6 separate regions of the Homo sapiens genome follow, and regions 2, 3, 4, 5 and 6 are each linked to region 1. Evidence: chromatin contacts called from ENCODE Hi-C or POLR2A ChIA-PET data. All regions are on one chromosome and are shown on one strand. The core of a region is the stretch at or near the end of the contact, and the rest is flanking DNA. Distances in the headings are between cores, read along the strand shown. Region 1 has its middle 96 kb from the start of LINC02404. Region 2 holds the start of PLEKHG7 (pleckstrin homology and RhoGEF domain containing G7). Region 3 holds the start of EPYC (epiphycan). Region 4 has its middle 87 kb from the start of LINC02397. Region 5 has its middle 36 kb from the start of LINC02397. Region 6 overlaps LINC02391 (long intergenic non-protein coding RNA 2391).

The links. A loop is a pair of places that touch in the nucleus more often than their neighbours do. ChIA-PET counts read pairs that join two places held with the same protein, here RNA polymerase II (POLR2A). Pooled maps may share reads with other maps.
Region 2: a map with no recorded cell type shows a loop between it and region 1 (8-fold over the local background). The contact joins the promoter of PLEKHG7 here to the enhancer-like site in region 1. A Hi-C loop is called at or near these places in 4 of 37 single-sample maps with no recorded cell type and 4 of 50 pooled maps.
Region 3: a map with no recorded cell type shows a loop between it and region 1 (4-fold over the local background). The contact joins the promoter of EPYC here to the enhancer-like site in region 1. A Hi-C loop is called at or near these places in 3 of 37 single-sample maps with no recorded cell type and 3 of 50 pooled maps.
Region 4: a loop to region 1 is called in a pooled map, with 4 times the contacts of the local background. The contact joins two enhancer-like sites. A Hi-C loop is called at or near these places in 3 of 37 single-sample maps with no recorded cell type and 5 of 50 pooled maps. POLR2A ChIA-PET finds 5 or more read pairs at or near these places in 1 of 52 experiments (PC-9).
Region 5: a pooled map shows a loop between it and region 1 (7-fold over the local background). The contact joins two enhancer-like sites. A Hi-C loop is called at or near these places in 4 of 37 single-sample maps with no recorded cell type and 10 of 50 pooled maps.
Region 6: a pooled map shows a loop between it and region 1 (2.2-fold over the local background). The contact joins two enhancer-like sites. A Hi-C loop is called at or near these places in 1 of 50 pooled maps. POLR2A ChIA-PET finds 5 or more read pairs at or near these places in 2 of 52 experiments (activated naive CD4-positive, alpha-beta T cell and naive thymus-derived CD4-positive, alpha-beta T cell).

What each region holds. Positions count from the first base shown.
Region 1 is chr12:91,777,087-91,781,301 of GRCh38, reverse strand. No RefSeq gene overlaps it. Among named protein-coding and RNA genes, the nearest start is that of LINC02404, 96 kb to the left of the region's middle. RefSeq lists an enhancer at 1,779-2,978. Within about 2 kb of position 2,186, at least 14 of the 41 ENCODE cell types and tissues checked have a DNase peak (open chromatin) inside an H3K27ac peak, as active enhancers do; they include PC-9, where a contact is called at or near this core.
Region 2 is chr12:92,701,048-92,705,262 of GRCh38, reverse strand. PLEKHG7 (pleckstrin homology and RhoGEF domain containing G7) reads right to left here and starts at 2,274. Exons shown (of 17, transcript NM_001377329.1): 1 at 2,131-2,274. RefSeq lists an enhancer at 2,074-2,133.
Region 3 is chr12:91,002,959-91,007,173 of GRCh38, reverse strand. It overlaps EPYC (epiphycan), which reads left to right and starts at 2,202. Exons shown (of 7, transcript NM_004950.5): 1 at 2,202-2,227.
Region 4 is chr12:92,551,126-92,555,340 of GRCh38, reverse strand. No RefSeq gene overlaps it. Among named protein-coding and RNA genes, the nearest start is that of LINC02397, 87 kb to the right of the region's middle. RefSeq lists enhancers at 1,701-1,890, 3,020-3,459. Within about 2 kb of position 1,825, at least 19 of the 41 ENCODE cell types and tissues checked have a DNase peak (open chromatin) inside an H3K27ac peak, as active enhancers do; they include PC-9, where a contact is called at or near this core.
Region 5 is chr12:92,500,842-92,505,056 of GRCh38, reverse strand. No RefSeq gene overlaps it. Among named protein-coding and RNA genes, the nearest start is that of LINC02397, 36 kb to the right of the region's middle. RefSeq lists an enhancer at 1,980-2,229. Within about 2 kb of position 2,421, at least 6 of the 41 ENCODE cell types and tissues checked have a DNase peak (open chromatin) inside an H3K27ac peak, as active enhancers do.
Region 6 is chr12:92,338,796-92,343,010 of GRCh38, reverse strand. The region is part of intron 2 of LINC02391 (long intergenic non-protein coding RNA 2391); the gene reads left to right. Among named protein-coding and RNA genes, the nearest start is that of LINC02391, 23 kb to the left of the region's middle. Within about 2 kb of position 1,935, at least 2 of the 41 ENCODE cell types and tissues checked have a DNase peak (open chromatin) inside an H3K27ac peak, as active enhancers do.

The DNA.
Region 1 (4,215 bases), core at 937-3,436:
CTAACAAAGGAGCTATTGGACAGCTCCACCTTATAGCTGCATGTTCTGGCTATAGTGTGGCTTTCAGATTCACCAGGAAAGGGAGAAGGGGAGAAGGTGTGATGGAAGGATTTTCTCTGTTCAGGGTTTGGTTCAGAATTAATGCACATCTGTTTACACACAGTCCATTGGCCATCACCAGCATGTGGCCCCATCAAACTACAAAGTGGCTAGAAAGTGTGACACAATTGTATCCCCAGAAGGAGAGGAAAATTAGAAAGCAACGAATGTTAGGGATCTCTCTGTCTAAAGTAACATGCAAGAGTAATTTTTAATGTGCTTTTTAAATGTTTTCTTTAAAAAAGATAATGCTCAAATACCATTCAAGGACTCTTCTATTCCAGCTCCCCTACCTTGGCTCCAAATGTACTCAGCCAAATGCATATATTTTGCTTTCATAGAAGAGTCTATAAACAACAAGATCACAAAATAGGCACGATATCTTTGGAGGCCTTCACACAAAGACTTACATAAGTAAAATATGACATAAATAATACTCAAGTATCAAGGCCTGAGCTTTTGGAGAGTAAAAAAATAATACCAGAAAAGTTCTTCAAGGGCATATAGTTGGTGGTTAGATACTAAATAAAACACTTGCAGATTTAACCCCAATAATTGATTATTCTTTAAGGGTTAAGGTCAGTGTTTTGCACACCAAATGACACTGTGGATTCATAAACTATCTGATATGTCAGCCACATTCTTGAAGACCAGAGGGTTTGTGTGTACAAGAACAGAATAGTGATCTAGTGGACAAAATTATCTTAAATACAAAACGTAATTTAGCCGGTTGTTTAAGATCAGTCAAAAACTCATTAAAAAAAAAAAAAACCCAAAACTTATGTGTTGTTTTTTTACTGTGAAGACTGCAACAACCAGAGCCAACACTCAGTTTAATGTTGTACATTTCCCTACCTCAGCCCAGAGTTTTAATAAATGGTTAAAATAAGCATTGAGGTATTACAAAAGTAATATATTGTATTTAATAAAATCAAACAAAATAGAAGAAAAAACTAAAAATCTCTCCTCATCTCCTTTTCAAGTCTCAGATTTTAAAATCTTACTTCTTGATATATATGCTTCCAGAGTTTTGATAAGTATATGTAAATAAACACCTGCAAGCAATCACTAACCCATATTTTTATTTACATATTATAAATACATATTGATCTCTTGTAGACTTCAAGTATCATAAAAATAAAAAAGGTCAGTATTTGTTTACTTTTATTCCTAGTAGCAAACACAGTGCCTGACATTGTTGATGCTTAATTGATTATCTGATGAACAAATTACTCTTAAGTTAATACATCTTAGACAGTTTCCCAAGTGAGCTTTATTATTTTTAATCTTACTAGAGTTTTCCATAATATAAACATGCCATAATATTTTAAAATATCTTGTTCACCAGGATAAATATTTGTGTAGGATTAATCCCTGGAAACAGGATATTTAGCTCAAAGTCATGAATGTTTTAAATGCTGATAGACACTAGTGAAATGGTTATTCACCTATTTGGAGAATCACAGAACCATTGGACAAAGATGAAAATTAATGTCCCCTCTCCTAGTAAATTACACCAGTGTCCTACATGATTTCAGAGTGTAATAATATAGGCATGATTCCTAGGTAAAGAATCCCTGCTTTAGAGTGTCAACCTCAGTAATCTGAGGTTCACTTCACTATAAATGGTCTCAGCTTCTAATTGCAACACGGTTTGCCAGCTTTCCTTCAGAAAACAGATGTTCTCTGAGAGGAAAATTATGAGATATTGAGATATTACATCTAATTTGCCTCATGAAAATGTTAAGCTCAGTTTACCCATTTTCAAAGGCAAATGCTTCTGTGTCAGTATAGCCGTAAAAACTCTCACTCTGCCACATCGAAATCCCACATTAAGCAATGATTTTCTTATTTTCTGCTTTAGAGTTTCTCTAACTGCTCTAGTCACAGTGATGTTACCAAAATTTTTAAGAAAAAGGAGAATGCGACGTGTTTGTTTCAATTTTTATTGCAGCAGGTTGAATTAAGTAAGAACTTCCGTTTTGCCCAGCCCAAATGTGAGAGCTGCACTGAGTCATGAAAGAGAGCTCTAAGTGAAGACAGTGACTAATAGTTAGGAGAATGCTTGGTCAGCAGAAAGGCAGACCTTGATCTTCCAGTGACCAATGGCAAACTCATATCAGCACATCAGCAGGGCAATGGGTCAAAGCCATTACTGTTTTATCATTCTTGAGTCAAAACAAGAAACTGTGACGTGCCTGGTCATCAGAGCTAGTCACTTTCTTCCACATACACACCCAGATACTCCGTTTCTTTAAGTTTATTTTTCTTAAAGGAACAAAGAAAAATTAATTTAATTAGTCCCCCTGCCCATTTTCAGAGAAAACAAAGCCTCTTCTAAAGAGATGAAACTTTCAGCTGCTTTCAGGAGGAAGCATGCTTTTATTTAAGGGACTGTAACTGATTTATAAGAGAATAAAGCACTCTTCGTTTACTCAGCTAGAAATTATATAGGCCTTTCCTCATTTCACTTCCAAAAGAGGAACATTTGGATATTGCAGAGAACCGACTTTGACATCTTTAGAGAGTGGAATCACTTGGCTGGGCTCATTTCCTGGATCCTGTGTTTTCATAGCACAGTTTCAAAGACAGTGTAAAGCCAACACACACTTAAAATTCTTGGTTTCTATCAAAACAAATCTGCCATTTCCTGCTTTACTTTTTCAGTGAGGTTCATTACAGTGCTAAATTTGAACCTCATTAAAAAATAACATCTACACCTGTCCTTAGATTATTCCTAAAAAGTAACATTCTCCTATTTTATAGTAAATGCTACTGTATGCAAACTTGAAATCTATACTTAATATCATTGAGTAAAAATGTGACCAGACTTAGGTTTTAAACTATGAAACATATGTGTATAAGTTCTTCCCCTTTTGCCCTTTGAGAAATCAAATTGAAATTCAACTGAGGAGGAAATAGGCTAATGCAAATAAGAAATTGTCATCTGGGCTTTTGCTACTCAAAAGGTGTTTTTTGAAACAATAACATCAGCATTAAGTGGGAACTGATTATAAATGCAGTATGTAGGGCTGCACCCCAGTTCTCCCTATTCACAAAGTACATTTTAAAATATTCCCGTGTGATTTGCATATACATTATTCCCCCTGTCCTTAGAAGGTATGTTTCAAGACCTCCAGCGGATGCCTGAAACCTTGAATAGTACCAAATTCTATATATACTACTTTTTTCCTACCTATCTACGATAAAATTGAATTTATAAATTAGGCACAGTGAGAGATCAACAGCATTAACTAGTAATAAAATTGATCTATTGTAATAAAAGTAAAATAAGAGTTACTTGAACATAAGCACTGAGATACTTCAACAGTCAATCTGATCACCAAGACAGTGACTAGTGACTAATAGGCATGTGGTGAGTACAAGATGGATACCTGGACAAGGGATGATTCATGTCCTGAGCAAGTTGGAGTGGGGACGTTGGGAGATTTTATCAGCTCCTTAGAATGGCACGCAATTTAAAACATACGACTTGTTTACTCCTGGATTTTCCATTTAATATTTTTGGACCGTGATTAATTACAGGTAACTGAAGTCTTGGAAAGTAAAATCAAGGCTACTGGATAAGGGGAACTACTGGACATTACTTTGAGAAACCCTGGTGTAGGTCATCGCTGTGAAGCTATGCAGAGACCCTAAATGTTTCATTCTTTAAAATACACCATTGTGTGATGAAGGCCAAATATTATAGGTATTTACAGTCCTCAAGGTTATAGAACTCGGCTGGGCATGGTGACTCACACCTGTAATCCCAGCACTTTGGGAGGCAGAGGTGGGAGGATTGTTTGAACCCAGGAGTTCAAGACCAATCTGGGCAACATGATGAAACCCTATCTCTACAAAAAATACAAAAATTAGCTGGGCATGGTGGCTCCCACAAGCAGTCCCAGCTACTAGAGGGCTGAGGTGGGAGGATCACCTGAGCCCAGGAGTTTGGGACCAGCCTACACAGCAGAGTGAGACCCCTCCATCTCTACAAAAAAAAAAAAAAAAAATTAGCCAGGCATGGCAGCACATGACTGTAGTCCCAGCTACTTGGGAGGCTGAGATGGGAGGATTGCTTGAGCCCAGGAGTTTGAGGCTGCAGTGAGCCAA
Region 2 (4,215 bases), core at 1,025-3,524, 920 kb before region 1:
GTGATTACTACTATGTTTACTATAGTTCTGTGGAGAATACAATAATTGTTACAGGCTTCTATAGCATCTGAATATTCACTCCCACACCAAATGGCCCCACACCAATGTACTCCCTAATTTTTATTCCTTACTTCTCACTATGCTTTTTGTACTTGCCTATGGCAACCACTCTCTCCTCTTTGTTTCTTTTAATCTGTGTCAGTCATAGAAGTCCAACAACCTTGTGAATAGATAATTAATAGGTTGTTAGATCTATTCCTATCAGTAGAGGAGGAGCTCAATGTTATGACATTGTCATGACAATGTTGTGACTTGACATTGATTTTGGGGACTTTGTGGTCTCTTATTTTACTCCCTGACTCTTACCTTGTTTAAGGTCAAGTAAGTCCAGGCACAGAGGCTCATGCCTGTAATCCGAGCACTTTGGGAGGCAAAGGCGGGAGGATCCCTTGAGCCTAGAAGTTCAAGACCAGCCTGGGCAACATAGTGAGACCCCATCTCTATAAAAACCTTTTTAAAATGCCAAATGAAACTAACAGGTACTGGATTTCAGACTGGTGAGTTGTTTGAGGAACAACTTAGATGCAAACTAACGTCAATTCAACTCTTATTCACAAAAGAAATCTAAAATTCTTAATGTTGTGTTTGCTTTATTTTGAGCTGAGGACTCAATTGTTATAGAACTTCACATGTAGAACTAAAACCCATGAGGTACCCTTTTTTGCAGAGTGGAGGAAAGAGGGCAATGCCAGTTTAGGAAACTTATGTTCAGTTAAGGTGAGATTGTACTAGTTTTGGTTTTAGATTGGTAATTCCTGGAGGCTGCTCTGAAGGTTGATACCAACATTGCTGGAGAGGTATGAAATGGTCCCTCCCTACCATTGATAAAATAAGGTACATTGTTGCTACATGGAGAGGCCAGTTCCTCATTCTCCCAACAAACAAATGCTGAGCTGAGCATCAAATCTATAGGTACTTTCTTTCTTTTTTTTTTTCTTTTTAGAGATGGAGTCTGGCTCTGTCGCCCAGGCTGAGTGCAGAGGTGTGATCATATCGCACTGTAACCTCAAACTCCTAGCCTCACAGAATCCTCATGCTGCAGTGCTCCTGAGTAGTTGGGGCTATGGATGCTTACCACCCCACCCAGCTAATTTTGAATCAATAGGTACTTTCACACATACATACAATCAGGGCCGTTCTATTATTTTTCTCCTTTAGAAGACTGTCCAAGTTCTAGGCAGCAACAATGTTAAAGGAATTCAGTATATTTGCATAGGCACTTGCATAATAGTTAGATCAGATTTCTTAGTCTTTGGGTTTCCCCTCTGTCCTTCTGGCCTTTTCCTCTCCTCTTTTGAGGGGTTAGGATACGGCTTTGGGTTTCCTTTGTAGTCGTTCAGACACAGGGGTGTAGCTGCTGGTAGGAAGTTATTTATGGCCAATAGGATTCACATCGGTAAGAATTATTTATTAGCCACTGTCTTAAATATTGGAACCAAGGCAATAGTAACTGCCGACATGATGCACTGCGGAAATGGAGAAACTTTAAAAACAGCAGGGCTTAGGGAGGTGGTTTGCAGAAAGGCAGGAAGAGCTCAAGCACCAGAAGAAATGGGTCTGGTTTCTCTTCCAGTATCACCGCCAATTGGCTGTGTGACCTAGGACAAGCCACTTCTCCTCTGCCAACTGCCATGCAGCATTTACCAAGAGGACATCAAAGAACCTCCCTCACAGGCCTGTTGCAGAAATTAAATGAGATAATGGCTAAGGCTCCTGGGAAGCTTTCCCTAAATGACTACACCCAGTGGATCTGGTAGAATCAAAAGTTAACAAGTCAATCCATTCATGCTAACTCTTCTTTATGTTTAAAAGAGGAAATTAATACATGGTCACCATAAAGAAAATTCACCAACCTTTGACCTTCCAAGCTTTGAGAATCCAGCAAACACCCACCCACACTGTTGGGGAAGCCATCTCACTGTACTAGAAATGAAACCATTGCAGGTTAATGATTCACTAATTCTAATGAGACCTGGAGAGATCAGCAAAACAAGCGAAACTGATAGCAATAGGACAAAAGGAAAGTGCAAGAGAGAAACCCAGAAAGCAGCTGAATGTTGCCTTTAATACCTGTAAGATGGTCTGTCCCTGAAGGCAACTGCACCCAGGTGGGTCCCGAGGCTCCTCAGAACCCGCAGATCCAGAGTGAGCTGCCAGGCGAGGGCTCGGAGCAACAAGTTCCACACCTGTAACAATGCGTCCTCCTGGCTGAGTGAAAGCAACCTTGCTACCAGCTGCAATGAGGAACTGGTCTCTCCCCTCCTTAGAGACATTTCCAGTTATTTGTTTATGAAAAAGCCTAAAGGGAAGCCAGCTCAGAATCTAAGGCAGCCTAAGAACAAGTCAGGTAAACAACGGCTGATCAAATACAGAAATGATGCAAATGTAACTTTTTACTTCCTCTTGAGGCATTCAACAAATCATCACTCATAGTTCAGTGAAGCAGTTCTAGGTTTCTATTTCATTTATTTTCTCTAAGGTTGTGAGATGCATTCTTTGGGACTCTACTTTCTTCACATCATAAAACATTTTGTGTTGATCTATTTTATTAATGACTTGCTTTGATAAGCATTGAATAGTAGAGGAAATGATTAGAGCACCAGGGAGTGAATTTGTGAACATTAGTTTTCAAATAATTAAAATGCAAATGGAAGAGCATTTATATCTACCAGTATTCTCATTAGATCAGTACCCCAAAGAATATTTATTTGATGCCTAGGTGGAGATAATGCATATGTATGCAGCATTAAACAAAAATGTCTATAGACTTTCCCAAAACAAAGTTGAAGTAATTCTAATGAAGTCTAATTCACTGAAGTTTTCATTGATTGGACTCATTACAGATACTTACTGTGAAGGTTCCCTGAGGTCGGTAGTTCTTAAAGTAGGGTCCCTGGACCAGCAGTATCACTATGACTTGAGAACTTGTTAGAAAGGAAAAATCTTCCCCCTCCATGCTCTCCAACCCCTGGAACTCTGGGATGGGGTCAGAAGTCCGTGGTTTTTTTTTGAGACAGGGTCTCACTCTGTCACTCAGGCTGGAGTGCAGTGGCACGATCTCAGCTCACTGCAACCTCCACCTCCTGGGTTCAAGCGATTCTCCTACCTCAGCTTCCTGTGTAGCTGAGATTACAGGTGCACACCACCAGGGCCCGGCTAACTTTTGTATTTTTAGTACAGACGGGGTTTCACCATATTGGCCAGGCTGTCCGAACTCCTGACCTCAGGTGGTCCACCCACTTCGGCCTCCCAAAGTGCTGGGATTACAGGTGTGAGCCACTGTGCCCAGCCAGAAGTCTGTGTTTAACAAGACTTCCAGGTGATTCTTACATGGGTTAAAATTTGAGAACCACTGCCCTTAGAGGAAAAGAAAAAAAGGTCTAACTTATAGATGTTGGCCTTGTGATAAACTTTATATTAGTCTTTAATTCTCTCATATTGATCTTACTAGAACATCATTTACTTAGAACTTTGAAAAATGACTTGATCTCCTGCCCTCACCACCATTGCCAACATTACCATGACTCAACCAAAAGCAGGATATCAAAAAATATTTTGCCTGCATGGAGCCTGCATAAACAGTTCTGAGCTCCTGCCAAGGATGTCTAGAAGTGAATTGCTTCAATTTGGGAAGGAAAAAAATGAATAAAGTCTTTTAGCTTTTAGTTTGTGGAAGGAAGGTCATACTCTTTTCTACCAATCCCCTCACGCACATGGGATTGTAAAGCTGTCTCTCCTAGGGGATAATGATAATGGAATACTTGATCCCAATGCAAAAACTTCCAACCTCTGGTTGTAACTTCAAGAAGGAAATTAAGAGTCTTATAGAAAGGTCACAAAAGATTATCACGGAAAAAAATGTGCCACCTCCATCTGATTTGTCAAGGAGATGGCAACAGGGAGGCATTTTGGGTGGGGAAGGGACACCCCAGAGTCAGCTTTTCCTTTAAGAACCTGGGGCAACCTCACTGTGGCCCTTTCTCAGATGACACATGGAGGTGCTCTCCAATATCGCAGAGGGAGCAGCTCGCCTCAGCATTTTTTGCCTGTGTGTAGTTTTACGTTTATGTATGCTTTGCTTCAATAAAAAGTATACCTTAAAAAGTATGTCTATGCTAAAAGATGACATCCTGGTTTGCTTACTTTATGGCTTTG
Region 3 (4,215 bases), core at 953-3,452, 770 kb after region 1:
GGCTGGAGCTGGTAACTTATCCTTCCTCACTGCTCAGTCTTGATTAGGTCCTCGAGTGATTGTAACCAATTTGAGGGCTCACACTTCAAAATAGATTTTGAAATATTGGAGAGGGTCCCAATAAGATAGAGAAATGATTTAAGAAATCAACTGTTACAAGGAAATGTAAAAATCGTATTTATTTGGAGGAAGAAAAGGTTCAAGAATGATCATTTCTGCTTGCAATGCTACACAAAGGCAAGTAGTTTGGCCTTTAAATTGTCATGAAAATCGGACTTCAACTGCACAGTGTTCTGAAGCCTAAGGAAGACACAATTTAAACACCAACAGTTCAACAAAGGATAGTGTCGAAACAATATTTCTGGAAATAGTCTTGTAAGTTTAACCAGAGCCCTCCAGAAAGCAAGAAGCTAGGTAGCTCTCACCTCTCTGTCACCTAACAAGGTGCACAGAGTACTAGATCAAATATTGAGGGAAAAGGAAGAAAGTTGGTATTTTCATAGATACTCAAGGAATCTGTTGTTTCTTCTAAAACATTCAGCAGAGCCTGAAGCTAGTGACAGATAAATAGGCTTTGAATCAGAAATGCGTGGAACTGAGAGCTAACACTGCCTTTTTGTGTATACACGTATCCCTCAGACAGACTCAATCATGTCTAGGGACCTGACACAGAGAAAAGCCAAGTTGATTTCCTCTTTTTTTGTGTCACACATGGTGCTGTATCATTTATCATCTGAGTCTCAGTAGTCCCATCTGTGAATAGTGGTAAGCACTCTGCTTAAGAATGTGTTGAGGTGATTAACAATCATATATGAAATCACCTGACACCCCACGTGGACCTTGCTTCTAAAGAGGACAAGCCTAGAAACTTGGATTCAGGCATCTTTCCAGCACTGCTTCTAAAAGTGGCCTTTATATGGTGGGGTGAGACTTCACAGATGCCAGAAATAAGTTCCTGTCTCCAAGATGGCCTCTCTATTTTTTGAGAGGTCTTGGTAGACTTCATACATTACCCATTATCACTGTTTCTGCTCCAAATAAAATTGTTTTTGAGAAAAACAATGCATACTAAGAACAAATCATTTGGAAACAGGGTTGGATGATGGGGATGACAAATAAGAATGCCCTGAATAGATGGGCAAAGACATTTTGAGGGCAGGGAAGATGGGAGCAGAGGCAGGAAGGGGAGTGAGAGAACCTTAAAGACAAACCTTCTTCTCTCCCATCACTTGGCCCAGGAGTAATACCGCTTTCAAAATTCAATACATCTATTCACTTGCAGACATGAAGGAAAAGATTCCTGAAGCATAAGTGAGAACCAAATTCCTAGATTTATCTAAAGCATACCAGAATACAAGATGCAACTTTCACCTTTCTCTAGGACTTATACAATGTAAAATTGAGGTATGGAAATTTAAAGCATATTTTTTCTCTTCATATTTGTATTAAAGTTCAATTTTACAAACCATGGAAGTTAACAAGAGCTTAAAATAAAGCTCCTATTCTAAGGAAAAAATGTGTAATTTGATTTATTTGTCTATGATAGATACAATAACTTTTTTTAAAAAAAGCCCCTTTTCTCCCCAAAACACGCAGATCATATTTATGCATCACTTCTGGATGTAATTTTTTTAAAGTTATGCAAAAGGTTCATTTTTCCCTGTTTTGCTATCAAAGCATTCCATGCAATCAAAATAATTGGGATATCTTTTTTTACTTACCCAATATTAAACAGGTAAGGTTTCTGCAACATTTACCAAATTTCACTTAACATTAATGAAAAGTGAAGAAAGCAATTCAAGACTTCAAGTTTTGGGAAAATTATTTCTTATTAGAACTAAAATATCCATCTATAGTATCACTGTATACATGAACTTCATTTCTTAATTGGTGAGTTTGTTACAGATGAGGTATGTTAAATCCAACTTTTTCCATTTAAAAATTTTAAGGTGATACTTTGGCAATTATAACTCCATTAACATAATTTCAAGAACTTTGTATACTATGTGATTTGGATCCTACTGCTTAGTTTGGGTGACTATAAAATAATTTGAGGTTTTTTAAAGACTGAGAAGTATTTCTCAATATTAGGTTTTGCAAACAGAAAGTTGAGTGTTATAAATTCCACCTCCCACAGACCAGAATTCACAGCCATTGGTCAGGGGCAAATACCACTAGCTCTGCATCCTCAGTCACTTTGTGCCATTTCATCAGGTCAGAGCCAAAGGTAAGTTTTTATACTTGCTTTCTTCTTGGGTCAGAGTTCTTTCCCTACTATAACAACCTTTAAAAAATAATTTAACTTGCCTTAATGTCATCTGGTGAATTTTGATTCAATGGATTTGGTTTATTTTTGTTATTGACTTTGTATTTATATTATTCTTGGAAAATCCAAAATTTTGAATTAGCTTAGGAATTAATAACATACAGCAAATAGTTAATCTCAGTAGTCATGACAGATGCCAATAAAATTAGAGTAGTTTCCAATATATGCCTTAAGTAAAGTTTCCTGACACAGACCACATTCTTTGCCAGTATAGACAGGCACTATTGATTGATATTAATTGAAATTTTGTGAAAAGGGAGGAAATAGTGAAATTTCCTGAGATTAAAAGTATTGTAATGATTACATGACATTATGCATTTAAAATTTTTTTGAGCTATATATTGAAAGTTTTAAATACACAAATTTTAAAATATTAATAAATGGTATAAAGTGAACACAAAATTAAAGTGTTAATTAAGAAACTACATTAAATGCTAATACAATTACTTGAAGAAAGGAATATAAATTTTTTAACTAAACATAGATAGATGCTGTATATATTTTTAAGATTCACACAGCCTGCCTTATAGTTGATAGCTCTAGGAGTGATGCAAAATGCAAGCAAATTCTGAGATGTAGCTATATGTAATCAAATATAGTATGATGTGAGAAAAAAGGCCAGCAAGTGTATAATTTCTTTGAATAATGGAAGTTGCCAGAAACATATAAGGAAAAATTTTTTTTAAGTTGGTAGTGGCTTCTGTTAATGTTTCCAACTTGATTATGGGAGAATGGTTCCTGGAAGATTTGCAAACCCACTGTTTTATTAAGTAGGACTTTGTTGGTAATTGCCTAGAACAGTTCCAAATCTGCAATCCTGCAAAGACTTCTGCAAAGGCAACTGAAATAGAGGCTTAGTTTATCCTGTGTGAATAAGAAATTTATTTGAAGAAAGCATAGGAGAGCTAAGAAGGAGCTCCTTGTACTGCTTCTTATTCTCAGAGGAATTTCATATCCTTCTGCCTAAACCTGCTTCATAAAGGCTTTCTTTCAAGTAACTGAAGGTCATTTTGTCTGCCAGTGCATTCAAGTTTAAAAGTAATATTTATCATGAATTCCCTTTTATATGTATGCATAGGTAGTAACACCACAGGTACTGTTCTTAAAGTAAACCCAAGAAGTGTGTCCAAATGTAAAAGCCTCTAAAATTAGACATGCTTGATACAGAATTTTACAATACTTTGCCTGCTCAATAAGGGATCACTAGGTAACATTTTGGTAAGACTAACTTAAATGTTTCAAATTAAATGTGAAGATTTTTTTTCTAAACCAAAATGTATTCAAATGAGTACATACAGAACTAAAAAAATAATTAAATTATAGGATCTTGATTGAATCCTCAAAAAGCATAATGTTATAATGGAAAATAAGAATTGTGCTTATTAAGGAATTAAAAAACAAAGATGGCTATAATCCCACAGGCATACAAGGGAATCTTACCAAATAGTGCCTTTTAAACATGTATTCCTGTTGGTTCTGAGTTCAAATCTTAGATAGCTATTAAGAATTAAATAAAATACTGAGGACTAAAGGAAATTTTTTTTCTATTCTATTTCATTAGGAGCATTTTGAACAATATTGCATGAAATACTAACGTACATATTAAACAATGTATGTATTTATATGTCCAGAGGCTACAAAGAAGTAACAGAAAAAACAAACAAAACTTTGTTACTTTGTTCTGAAGAAGGCCTTAGACTTAAATGTACAAGAAACAGTTATGAGTCCTATTTTTAAAATTATTTTTAAAACCCCAATGCCTAAGCCACACTGTGGATCACTGAAATTGGAATTATTTGTGGATATCCTAGTTGCATTACCAGTCAACTCTGCCTCAGTTTCTTCACCTATAAAATGGTATGACAGTTGCAGTCATCATCACCGTCATC
Region 4 (4,215 bases), core at 576-3,075, 770 kb before region 1:
GAGGTGAGTGATGAGGCCACCTGAGAAGACAGGGCCTTGTACATGGCAGGAAGGAGTTGGAAGTTGTTCTAAGTGCAGAGGGAAACCAGTGAGAGGTTTGGAGCAGGAGACTGATGTGGTATAATGAAATTAACCTTTCAGCAGGATCACTGACCCTGATGCAGAAAATGGAAGCAAGGGTATATTTGGATCCTGGAATGGTTCTCGACACAGAAGGCATTAGAGAAATATTTCATGAAAGAATTCATCAACCAATAATCCATTAAAAACTAAGACAGTTCTGACCTTTAAAAAGGTTGTTTTCTTATTCCCCAAGATCAATGTTATCTGGCATTTTCAATGGATCCAGCTTGTTGTTCACAAGATATAGGAACAAATGTTTCTTCACTTTGAAGAAGCAGGGAGTCAGTCGGCCGGGAGTGTGGTTTATTCAGCAGAGGCATAATTTCTCACTTCTATACTTTGCTATTTACAGCACACCATTTTTATAAACACAGCATTTAGGCCAGAAAAGGAAGTCCATTTGGCCTATACAGCTCTTATATCAAGAGAAAAATTTCTCCCAAATTTTCTCATCATTCTGAATGAACTAAGGTCCTCAAAAAGTGCACACTCAGTTCTCTTGTTGGAGACAAGATTTATAAACAGTTTATGCACCACACATTTAGTTTTGCCACAGTGGCAGCAGCAGGATAAATAAAACTAGGCCTTTTTGTTCAGTGATTTAAAATGTAAGAAAATGAATGTGCACTTGCATTGTTATAGGGGAGGAAGGAGAACGTCATTCCTGAAGAGTGCTGAGCAAAGTTTCATTTCCTAAGCTCAAATCCCTTTGCTCCTCTTTTGGAAAGCCCATAACTCCCCTTGGGAGATATAATTTTTCTTGTGGAGTAAGGAAAAAGAACTAAGACTTACTCTCATTAGAGAAGCTGGAAGTCTTGGTTCCTGGTTTTCATTATTTTGGGTTTCTGTTTGAAGATGTGTAATCTTGGAAAACATTTAATGGTGACCTTGGGACTTTCTGCTTGAAGTTTTCAAATGATCCAGATGACCATGTGAGACAGAAATCCTCTCTTTAAGGAGCATTTTAGGAAGACAATAGGACTTAATGTCAGAGCCTGGGAGTTGAGTCTTGTCACCATTATACTTATTGTGTGGGTTTTAGCAAGTCACAGAAGTCATCCTACAGGACGGTGAAGAGCCGATGAATCTGGTGTTTGGTGATTGCCAGGCACTTTGACAATAGTGATTATTGATCATTGTTCTGATTATCATCGTTTTTACTCTCCTGGTAGATTTATTCTTTGGGGGAACTTGTTTTCCCCAACAGACTTACTTATTTGAGGTTTTTGTACCATTCTTATTTTGGAGGAGAATGTTCTAGTTACTGAATTCAATATAACAAACATTTAAATTTTAAAATAAAGAAGATTACGTATTAGAAGGGGTTAACAAGATAGGTTGGTATTAACTTAATCTCACATAAATTGAGGAAAGAAGCAGGAAGAAAGTGCATGCCATGAGTTAACAAAGACTATGTAGCATGAATTCTGTCAGGGAGAACCATGGAAAAGACTCCGTGGGGAAGTGGTGGCAGAGAAAAGAGCTCTGTTACCTGCACAGGGGTGAGACAGGCTGGAAAGGCCCTGGCCAGGAAGTAGACCGACCTCCTGTGAAGGGGCAGGCACAGGACACGTAGGGGTCAGGCAGGAAGTCCAGACCAGCACGTACAATATGCCTCTGGTAAGTGTGGCAGTGGCCAGCATGGGATTTTCCAGCATAGCTGTCAGCATCAGAGACCGAGAGCAGAAGGAAGGGCAAGTTTCCACAAGCCCAGTGACAGGAGCACGGGAGTGAGTGATAATAACAGCTTCTGGCAGCCAGGCAGTAGCTAATCAGGACCAGAAAATCTGGCATGAGTAGCAGGGTCTCAGAAAGCTCCCCCACCACTATCTTCTACCCCTACACACACACACACACACACACACACACACACACACACACACGTCTCCACTCTCTCTTCTGTTATAACTATTTATTGAGCAAAGGCTCTAAAATCAGAATGCCTGTTTGAGTTCTGGTTCCACCATGGAATGGCTGTGTGTCCTTGGAAGAGTTCCTCAAACCCTCTGTAGCATGGGTCTGCTGACTATGTAGGGCTCTCCAGCATCGCCGTGTTGTGAACGGGAGGGGTAATCATGTGTAGGAGTTGTGTGCCAGAGTCTGGCCCATAATACATGCTCAACAAATAGGTTGAACAGGAATGAAACTAAGAGATCAGTCTTAGAGCCAAATCTGGGCTCACACATGAGAATCAAGATGGCTCTCACAACAGAGATGTAACGTGGAGCAATGGCAAGCCTTGGCTAGTCGTGGATCTCAGAGGGTGGAGTTGGTTACCTTGACATCTCTTTTGTCTGAATTGGGGTTCATTCTATAGATTGGCATAGGGTTGGGCTTCAGATGAGGGTCAAGGAGAGGGATGCAGCATCTAGAGGCCTGGCAGGTACACAGTCCCATAGCGGGTAGGAGTGCAACAGAACAGCATTCTGGGGTGGTGGCAGGGGCTGCAACAGGGTAAAAAACACATAGGCAGGCTGGAAAGTCAGATGATAAAGGCTGAGGAGTGAGTGGGTCACTAGAAGGTAAAAACAGCCATCCAATCATCTCCAAGAAGTCCTGAGGTCAAATTCCAGAGAGTTGGAGGTTGGCCAAAAAGATAAGCAGGATTGAGTGAGGACTCTTGGGAAGCAGGCAGACTTGAGTAGGCTGTTGGTTTAGAAATAGATGGTGGTAGTGAGGGAGAAATTAAATAAACAAGCATGATTTGTGGTACAAGTTACAGAAGAGAAAGGAAGACAGGGATCAAGTGCTGGTGTGGAGTTATTTATGGAATGAAGGAATAATGATTCTTTGATCACATTAGTAGTTAATGTTTGAGTATAGATAGGTGGAGGAAGGTTGCAGGAGGGAGGAAGTGTTCCTCTCCCAAAAAGGGAGGGTGAAGATCTAGAGAAATAAAGAGGTAGAAAAGGGAGAAATGAGGAAGGCTTTCTCTGATGGCCTCATTCTCAGTGAAGAATGACACAAAGTCATTCTGGAGGGGGCAGGGGAGGTGCAAGGTGGAGGCCTGAGGAAAAGGTGTCAGATAGTGACTGTGGGGAATTTTTGAGGGAGCTAACTGGAGATGAATCATTCCATGGTCATGATTTCTGCATATCTGGAATGCACCTACTCCAGGCTCAGGCTCAAATGGAAACTGAAAATTGCCCCAACTAATGGCCTGACATAGCAAAACCAAGCTCATCCTCCCCCACTCCAGCTCAGACAAATCACATGCATTGCTTGTCCCCATTTCCTGCCATAAGCTGTCCCCTTAACACTATTCTGTTGGTCTCACTCCCACTTCACCCTAGACAGGGCTCTCAGAGATTGCCCAGGCAACCTGGAGTCCTGTGATCTTTTCTTAGTCACTTTTCTGGCCATCTTTGGGGAATAAACAACAACACTTCTTTTTGAAATGTTCTTCTTCCTTACCCTCTCTCCCTACATTTTGTGTGACAGATTCCTTCTCATTTTGCAGGTCTCATTTTAAAACTCACCAACCCGGGCTTTCATGAGACCCTGACAGAAGGTTCATTCCTGTCCTATGTTCTCACAGCATTCACTCCATCTACCCCTCTGATATGTACACAGGAAGAAAGGGGCAATTGCTTTGCTCATTTTCTGGGTCCCAACTGTCAAGTAAGCTCCCTGAAGCCAAAATCTGCCCCAGAGGGTAGCACACAGTAGGTGCTCCATATATATTCGTAGAATGAATGAATGGGCAAATAAATGAATTAATTACCATTCATTACCCTTGTTCTTTTCCATATCTCTTACTGCTGTGTATCCTTCACTGGTGTCTCTTCTTCCTCCTATGGTGAAATGTGCTACCTCAGCCTTTTCCACACAGGAGTTAAGGCCTCCATAGTAGACCTGGCTTCCCAGACCTAGAAGACTGGGACCGTCTTCTCTCCATCTGAAAAAGGCAACCGAACACAGCTTCACATTAAACATCCAAGTACAACCTTCATGCTGGTCAGTTCTATTTCTTCATGGGCTCTCTTTTCTTTGGGCCCCTTTGGTGTCCTTGGTTGTCCTATGTAATCATGCCATCCAATTTAATTCTTCCTTTTTCTGGCTGACCCATTTTAAGAACCTTCCTTCACTGAT
Region 5 (4,215 bases), core at 1,172-3,671, 720 kb before region 1:
GACTCTGTCTCAAAATAATAATAATAATAATAATAATAAAATAAAGAGGGAAGTATTATTGGGGAAATTTTGTTAGTAATTTCTTCCTGTCACAAACATCCACCAAAAAATTGCATGATGATGTGTGTACGTGTGTGTGTATGCGTGAGTGTGTGTTTAGCAATTCCATTTTAAGAGGAGTTGCTCACTAAAAGCAGCTTCTTCTTTCTTTTGGAGGCTGGGTGATTTGTTCAGCAGAGGAGACTCTCGCTGGAGTGGTTCCAGCAGGTCACTGGTCACTGCACTGGGACGAGCTGGCCAGTGAAGGGACTTTGGACCCTAGTAGCAGTTTGGCATTTCTAAGTGGGTAAAAAGAATTAACTTCATAAAAATCAATAGGAATCCACTCACTCTCTTCAGCCCTTAAACAGGGACCACCCAATAATGCCTTTCGCTGTTTGATATTGAGGGGTTCCTTTCTACAGATGCCTCTTGCCCAGGCTGGGCATGTTTAATCTGCATGGAGCTTAAAGGTAACCCTGGCCTGGTGGCTGCAGATTGCATTCTGGAAACTCCAGTTCCCAAATCTACTGCCTTACAAGCTTCCAACAGAACAGCTTGACGCGGTGGATCCTTTCTTTTTGAAAATGTTAGCGAATGAGAAGTAAATCAAAGCTTTGAGCCTTGCCCGTTAGGCTGCCCCTGTGTATGGAGCTCAAAGGGGATACTTCTCTCCCCCTCCCCATCAGTGACAAAAGGCTCTCTAATCCTGATTTCCTTACAAAAAAACACAAAGTGTAAAACCAGCCTAGGGACTGCAAATAAAATGAATACTGGAGGAGCAGCTGGCACATTAATGCCCCTGAAAGCACTAGCTGGCACCTCACCCTGAAACCAAATCGCCCTGTCTCCATGGGGGCTGGGGACAGATTTAGTTTTGTAACAACACAATGAAGTATATTTTTAACAAATAAACACAATCTTGGCAGAAGCATAGGCATCTTTAGCCAGTAAATACTTCGTGCACTTGTGCTCAACTTTCCATATCCCCTACATCCCCCAGCCATCGCCCCACAAATGAAATGAAAGCTGGGAAAAGAAGTAAACTATCACAAATTCATTAAATCAGAAAAGATGTCTGTGGCCTCACTTTACAACCAAATATTACCTCTCCTTCTGAGTGGCCACTGTCTAAACAACCCTCGGCAATTTTATTTGCATTTCCTGGCCTTGACTCTTGCTTAATAGCTGGTGCTGTTTGTATTTAATCACTATTTTCTGAACTCTGTCTCTTGTCCATTTCACCTTTTCTCAAAACAAGCCCAGCCTGCACTTCTGGGAAATTATAGTGCCAAATCTTCAAGGCAGGTTAAGTAAAGAGCCGAGCTTGGAAAAGCACAAATCGTTTTGGAATATCTGGGTGTCAATGTCCAGGATTCTTGGGGACCAATGACGAGCAAGATTCAGGAACACAGCCAGTTTTTCTTAGCATTTTGTCCAGGCCCATGCTGGGAATTCGCAGCTGCTGTGTGTCGGCTCAGGGGAGATTTATTGGGAAAGAGTGAGTTTTAGTTAATTCCAGCAGCTCGTGAAAGCCACATATGACTGTCACCCAAGGGTCCAGATTACTCTCTCCAAGGGAGAGATAACTGTGAGGGAGAAGTGAGAAGAGGATGCTGAACGCAGGAAAAACGAATGACGGAAGAGAAAGAACATTCATGTGGGATTCAGGCTGCAAACAGGGAAAATCCCAGAGAATGAACCCCTTCTCTTTTTCTGAATGCTACACCCCACTCCCTGTGGCTCCCAGCCTCTCATAATTGCAGTTTGGATTGGAGTGCTTCTCTTGGCTACTGAGTGTGATCACACTTAATTTCAAGTAGCAAAGTCCATTTCAACCCATATTTTCATACTGACAAGGTGAATCTGAGTAATAGCTGTATCGAGGCTGGTTTTGGAATGACTTGCCCTGTCGATGTGAGTATTTCTCTTAAAAAAGAGAATGTGTGTAATAGTTCAGAAATAACCTTTTGCTGTCCCTAGAATCACCTCAGGAATCCCGTGAAGAGCAGCTCTTTGAATTTGCTGGTCAGAAAAGATTATTGCCTCCAAATGTTGTCTCCTAGGTCTCGTTCACTTTATCTCTGTTTGGGTATTTCACCCCAGCATGTCCTAAGCTCTGTCAAAATCTCCAGCTTCTTTTCACTTTCCTGACACCTGGTTTAGAACCTAACTTAATTTTTTTTTTTTTTTGTCTTCCTTAGCTTCTGACTAAGGCTTTTTTGTGTTTCACTGGTTTTTAGATGTTTGAAACTGATTTCAGAGGTTTGGTTGTTCTTGAGTAATTTCAGAGACATGGTTCCTCATTGTATCAAGGGATGATTTTGCTCAATGAAGCCTGACTCTCAGAGGCGGAGGATGGCATAGCAGTTCCAGGTTTTGAGTTAGGACAGAAATAGGACAATGTCCAGGGGCACAGGGGAGCCATCTGCCTCCTTAGGCTCTTTACTTCTGTCTCATTACCTAGTTTTGTGTCCTGTGCACATTCCTGAGAGAGATGGGATGGACCACTGTTGGCTTAGATTGCTCAGGATCCACTCTCTGTATCTGGAAACACCTTTGAGGGAAGCACATGGCTGAAGGGAGGTGGGGTATAGCTGAACCAAATGGGAATTTGGTTAGGGAGGTCAAGATGGGGAATGGATGTTGGAAACAAGTAGCATCTGTAACACTGCTCTTTTGTGTCCTTCTTTAGAAACTTACAAACTCTCAATATTTTATTTTTTTTAATTAATTAATTTTTTTACTTTATTTTTTGAGACAGGATCTTACTCTGTCACTCAGGCTGGAATGCGGTGGTGCATTCACAGCTTGTTGTAGCCTTGACCTTCTGGACTCAAACAATCCTCCTGCCTTAGTCTCCCAAGTAGCTGGGACTATAGGCACATGCCACCATACCTGGCTAATTTTTTTTCATTTTTTGCAGAGTCAGGGTTTCACTATGTTGCCCAGGCTGGCCTTGAACTCCTGGGCTCAAGTGATCCTCCTGCCTCAGTCTCCCAAAGTGGTGGGATTCCACCACTCAGGATTTTAATTGCCTATTGCCTCTATGCAGATGAACCTCAAATCATTATTTTTGGCTAAGGCCCCTTCTGCTCTCTAGCTACACATTCACTTTCAATGTTGTTACCTCTAATCCAACTTATATGATTGATATTCATCTTCTTTCATCTTACTCACTTCACTCAAACTCGGTCCTTCTGCTGACTTCCCTATTCTGTTTATTGTAGCACCTTTTTTTTTTTTTTTGAGATGGAGTCTTGCACTGTCACCAGGCTGCAGTGCAATGGTGTGATCTCGGCTCACTGCAACCTCTGCCTCCCAGGTTCCTGCGATTCTCCTGCCTCAGCCTCCTGAGTAGCTGGGTTACAGGCACGTGCCACCACGCCCAGCTAATTTTTGTATTTTTAATAGAGATGGGTTTCACCATGTTGGCCAGGATGGTCTCAAACTCCTGACCTCGTGATCCACCCACCTCAGCCTCCCAATGTGCTGGGATTACAGGTATGAGACACTGCGCCTGGCCATATTGTAGCACCATTCTTATAATTATTTAGACTTACTCTTCATAACCTCACCTTCCGTATGCCTATATTAATCTAGTCACCAAACCCTAATGACTCGTTCCTGGAGGAATTACTCTCATTCCTCTCTTTCTTTCCATTTTTGTTGTCACCACTCAGTTTAGACTCCTATCATCATATGCCTGAGCTAGCTTCTTGATAGGCCCTTCTTCCTTTGGTCTCTTCCCTGGTAATTCACATTGATGTAAACAGACACCTCATAAATCTTCCCAACAAGACTGCAATCATGTCAACTCTTTGCTCAAAAATCTTTATTCCTATTATCTCAAGATTTAGTACAAACTCCTTAGCTTCATATTCAAAGTAACCTTCCTCAATCTGATTCCAACCTACCTTTGGAGTCAACCTACCCTCAGTGATTTCTCTCTCTACTACTACATGTGAACCCTTCACCAACCATAAAGTTCCACTCAGTCTCTCTAAACACATCCTTTAGAGAGTGAATACAAGTTTGATTTCACAGCTTGCCACCTGCTAGCTGTGCATCTTTAGGCATAGTAACTTGCCTTTAGAAGCTTCAAATTTTGTATCTAAAATGTGGTTTTTAGGTGAATCATAAATGTGATCACATGATAAAGAATGCATGGAACAT
Region 6 (4,215 bases), core at 686-3,185, 560 kb before region 1:
CCAAGAATAATTGTTGCCCTTATACTATTTTTAGTATTCAGGAAATCAACATAAAGAAGAAGATTTTTTTTAATTTATAGATTTAAAAAAAATTAGACAGAATTTTAAAACTGTACATTATAGCCCAATCAGTATATTATAATAGTGTATTAGCTCTGGAGTGCTGGCGTGGCACTAATGCTTATCACCATCACCAAGGCCAGCTCAGCAGCAATGACCTCAGAGCCTTGCTTGGTCTGATCTAGAGGAGTCCTCACAATGTGTGGACTGCTAGGACCTTGAACCCAGGCTGCACCTTGGGAGAGGAAGCAAGGGAGGTACTAAGAGCCAGAGTTGATACATATATAGCCTAATGCTTAGGTGGATCTTTTGCATTGCATGTTTGCTGCTTTGATAGTAATTCCAAGGATACACAACTTTAGCCAAGAAAAAAATCATTATTCTCTCCAATTTCTCGGCTTGGATCAGCCTTTGTGGCCTGTCCCAGTTCTACTGATTTAACTAGAAATTTTTATATAATCACATTAAGCCTATGGGGACAGGAGTTGATGTAAAAGAAAGATATCCTCATTTTACCTGGAGGAGGTCATTATTCAGTGGTCAGTAAGTTTTCAAAATAATCAAGAAATAGCTATATATATATATAGAGAGAGAGAGAGAGAGTATACAAATATGGAAATAAATAGAAGAAACTGCTGAAATGTTTGAAAGTAAGGAATGGAATTGGGAATGAGAGGGTAAGAAGTTTATATTAAACGTTTTGTTGTATTTGAGTTTTTAGAATTGTGAACATGTATTGTGTTAATTTTTAAAAAGTAAATGAAGTTTTAAATTAAATGCCTAATATACCTAGTAGGAAGTCAAGGTTTCCTTTTTGTGTTATTCCCAATTTTTATGTTTCTAGATAGGCACCTGACTTCCTCCTGTTTTTTGACAATTTCTGCACAAGAAATTACTAATTCACTATGATCTGAGGGCCATGCAGACTGCCCTAGATAATCTTGAAATTTGCTAAACCATTATAAAAGGTTTTCTTTTAGGTAAATTTCAATCCCTTTACCATTCAAAATGTTGCTAACTGAAAGCATTTTTACAAATATACAGTTAATTGAAATCTGGAAAAGTAATGAGCTTCCTTATTTGCTTATATGCAATTCCCAGTATCACACATGTAATTTAAAGATTACCTACTACCTGCAGATATTCTTCTTACCATGTTAAGGCAGAGACCACCCTCTTCCCATTTCCTATGCTGGAGGTGAGACAGATGGAAGCATTATTATAAATTAAGATCAGTGGTGGGTAGAAATTTGGCAATTCAATTAGGAAAATTACACACCAACGTTACGCTTGTTACCAAAACTTCTTTTTTTGCAAATCACCAACTTCTCCTTCCTCTAATTTTTGGGTAAACAAATTAACGCTGAGTGTTATCGGCTGGCCCGTGGGTTTTCCTGCAATATATTATCAGGACTCTGTCAGTGAAATGCGCGTCGTTGTCCGTACATTAGTTCCTGAGACTTGCAGGAGTTGTTGCAACTTGTTCATTCCAGTGTTCAAATAGTTCAGCCGTTGTGTCAACATGTTAGGGGCCAGTCTCTGATCATGATGGGCCAGGCTCACTCTTTATTATTGCGGGTGGATTCCCTTTCATTTATGTTCAGACTGCAGATCAGCCTCTACCAAAACAAATTGGCAGTGAAAGGTAGAATATTTCTTGTTGAAATTGCCAGGGGAGTCAGTACAGGGTCTGGATAGGATTTCACAGAAGATTGGAAATGGTATCAGGTAAAAAATGTGAGTTAATATTGAGGGCGATTCCACCAGCTTGCTCCTGTCTCTGCTTTAAGAGTAAGGAAATACAGTCACTGATTACAATCATGGCTGTAGTCACTGAGGCTTACAGTATGCCCAGACAGGCGTGGTTTTAAGTGCTCTGTCTTATCTCATTTAGTCCTCATCACATCCGTAGGTGGTATTTCACTTTCATTGGAGTAAATAAAAGAATGCCTTAAAAATGCTTAACACAGTGCCTGACAGTGTATAAAGAAACATTAGCTTATTATCATTGCTAATCATCAATAACGGCTCGATAATGTCTTTTGGAAAAGCTCTGTCTTTTGGAATCCTGCCAGTCCAAGGTAGACTCTTTCCCCTTGGGGGAAGAATGCAAAGGGTGGAATAGAAAACTCTGTTGGAAGTTTACATTCCTATATTTTAGTGGCTAACACGCTCAACAGATGAGGGAAAGACAAAATAAATTTTTCAACACTAATCCTAGTAACTAAAGTATGTCACATGTCCAGATGCTGATTCCATGTGACTTGGCTGGGCCAACACCTACCTTGCCAATCTAATACTGACATTTTTCGCCTAGTAACCAGAGACTCAATCTTACAGCCCCCACTTTCCGAGGAGGGAATGAGATGCTTTGTTCAAACAGAGGTGAGCCTTGTTAGATGTTGCAGAGGAAATTCAGACATCAAATAAATGCCCTTTAATGCTGCTTGTCACTCAGAACTTGTGATGCTAAGAACACACAATGTTAACTTTTTTTAAGGAATTAAGTGGAAGACTCCACCACTGTATTGCTAAAAAGATGTAACCAAAGGCAAGTGTAGCTTTTGGAAATTTAATTGAACTTTAATTAAAATCTTTAACTTTGCTAAAAAAAAAACTGCCATAAAAATAGACATTAAATAGTTAAGCATTTGATTCCTGAGTGGTTACAGTTGTAGTGGACAATGGGCATGATGGAGGCCTGTGATTAAATCAAGGGCTTTGGCCCAAGCAGATAACACTGGGATTAAAACATGGTCCTGACCACACCTACTTTTGTCACTTTAGGGAAGTTATCTCTTTATGTGTGCATTTTCACATCTGTAAGATATGAAACTTCATGGAATTGAGAGACAGGACTAGCTGGATTTCCTGTGCTGACTAAGAATTCCTAAGCCTAGCTGGGGAAGGTGACCCCATCCACCTTTAAAGACGGGGCTTATAACTCAGCTCATACCCGACCAATCAGGTAGTAAAGAGAGCTCACTAAAATATCAATTAGGCTAAAAGCAGGAGGTAAAGAAATAGTCAATCATCTATCGCCTGAGAGCACAGGGGAGGGATAATGATCGGGATATAAACCCAGGCATTCGAGCCAGCAGTGGCAACCCACTTTAGGTCCCCTCCCATTGTATGGGAGCTCTGTTTTCACTCTATTAAATCTTGCAACTGCACACGCTTCTGGTCCATGTTTGTTCCAGCTCCAGCTGAGCTTTTGCTCACTATCCACCACTGTTGACCGCTGCCATCGCAGACCCACTGCTGACTTCCATGCCTCTGGATCTGGCAGGGTGTCTGCTGTGCTTCTGATCCAGGGAGACACCCATTGCCGCTGCCAATCGGGCTAGAGGCTCGCCATTGTTCCTGAGCGGCTAAGTGCCTGGGTTCCTCCTAATCGAGCTGAACACAAGTTGCTGGGTTCCACGGTTCTCTCCCATGACCCACGGCTTCTAATAGAGCAATAACACTCACTGTGTGGCCCAAGGTTCCATTCCTTGGAATCTGTGAGGCCAAGAACCCCAAGTCAGAGAACAAAAGGCTTGCTGCCATCTTGGGAGTGGCCCGCCACCATCTTGGGAGTGGCCTGCCACCATCTTGGGAGCTCTAAGAACAAAGACCTGCCCGTAGCAGAATCTTTATGAGGATTCTATGAGATTACAGCTTTGAAGTACTTGGAACATAGTAGATACTTAATAAATGACAGTTATAATGATAATGGTCACGAAGAAGGGATCCAGGAAGTACCTTGGGTTCCATAAATTTGGTGTAACAGAGGAACCATTGTCAAGTCACACAAGTTAATGCTTTTCTTATCTTGCCCAAAATGGGCCTGTCCAACCCCCGCTGTTCTCACAAATCAGTGTAGAGAAATGGAGTACCGGACAGGGAAGGATAGAGAGACAGGTTAAGTGTTCCTCACAGTAAAATGCCTCAGGGGCAGTAGATATTTGCATCCAAGGGAATCCCCTACAACCTTTAACACATAATAATCACAAAAATAAAAACCAAGCAAAACAGGAAGCACATTCAGCAGAAACTCCATTCCCGATAGGAAAGAACCAGCATTCCAGAGTTTCCCAAAGGACACCAGGAATGTGGAACTTGCCAATGCAAATTCCATGGAATCCAGAAATTATCTGTAAAGAGCAAATGGCC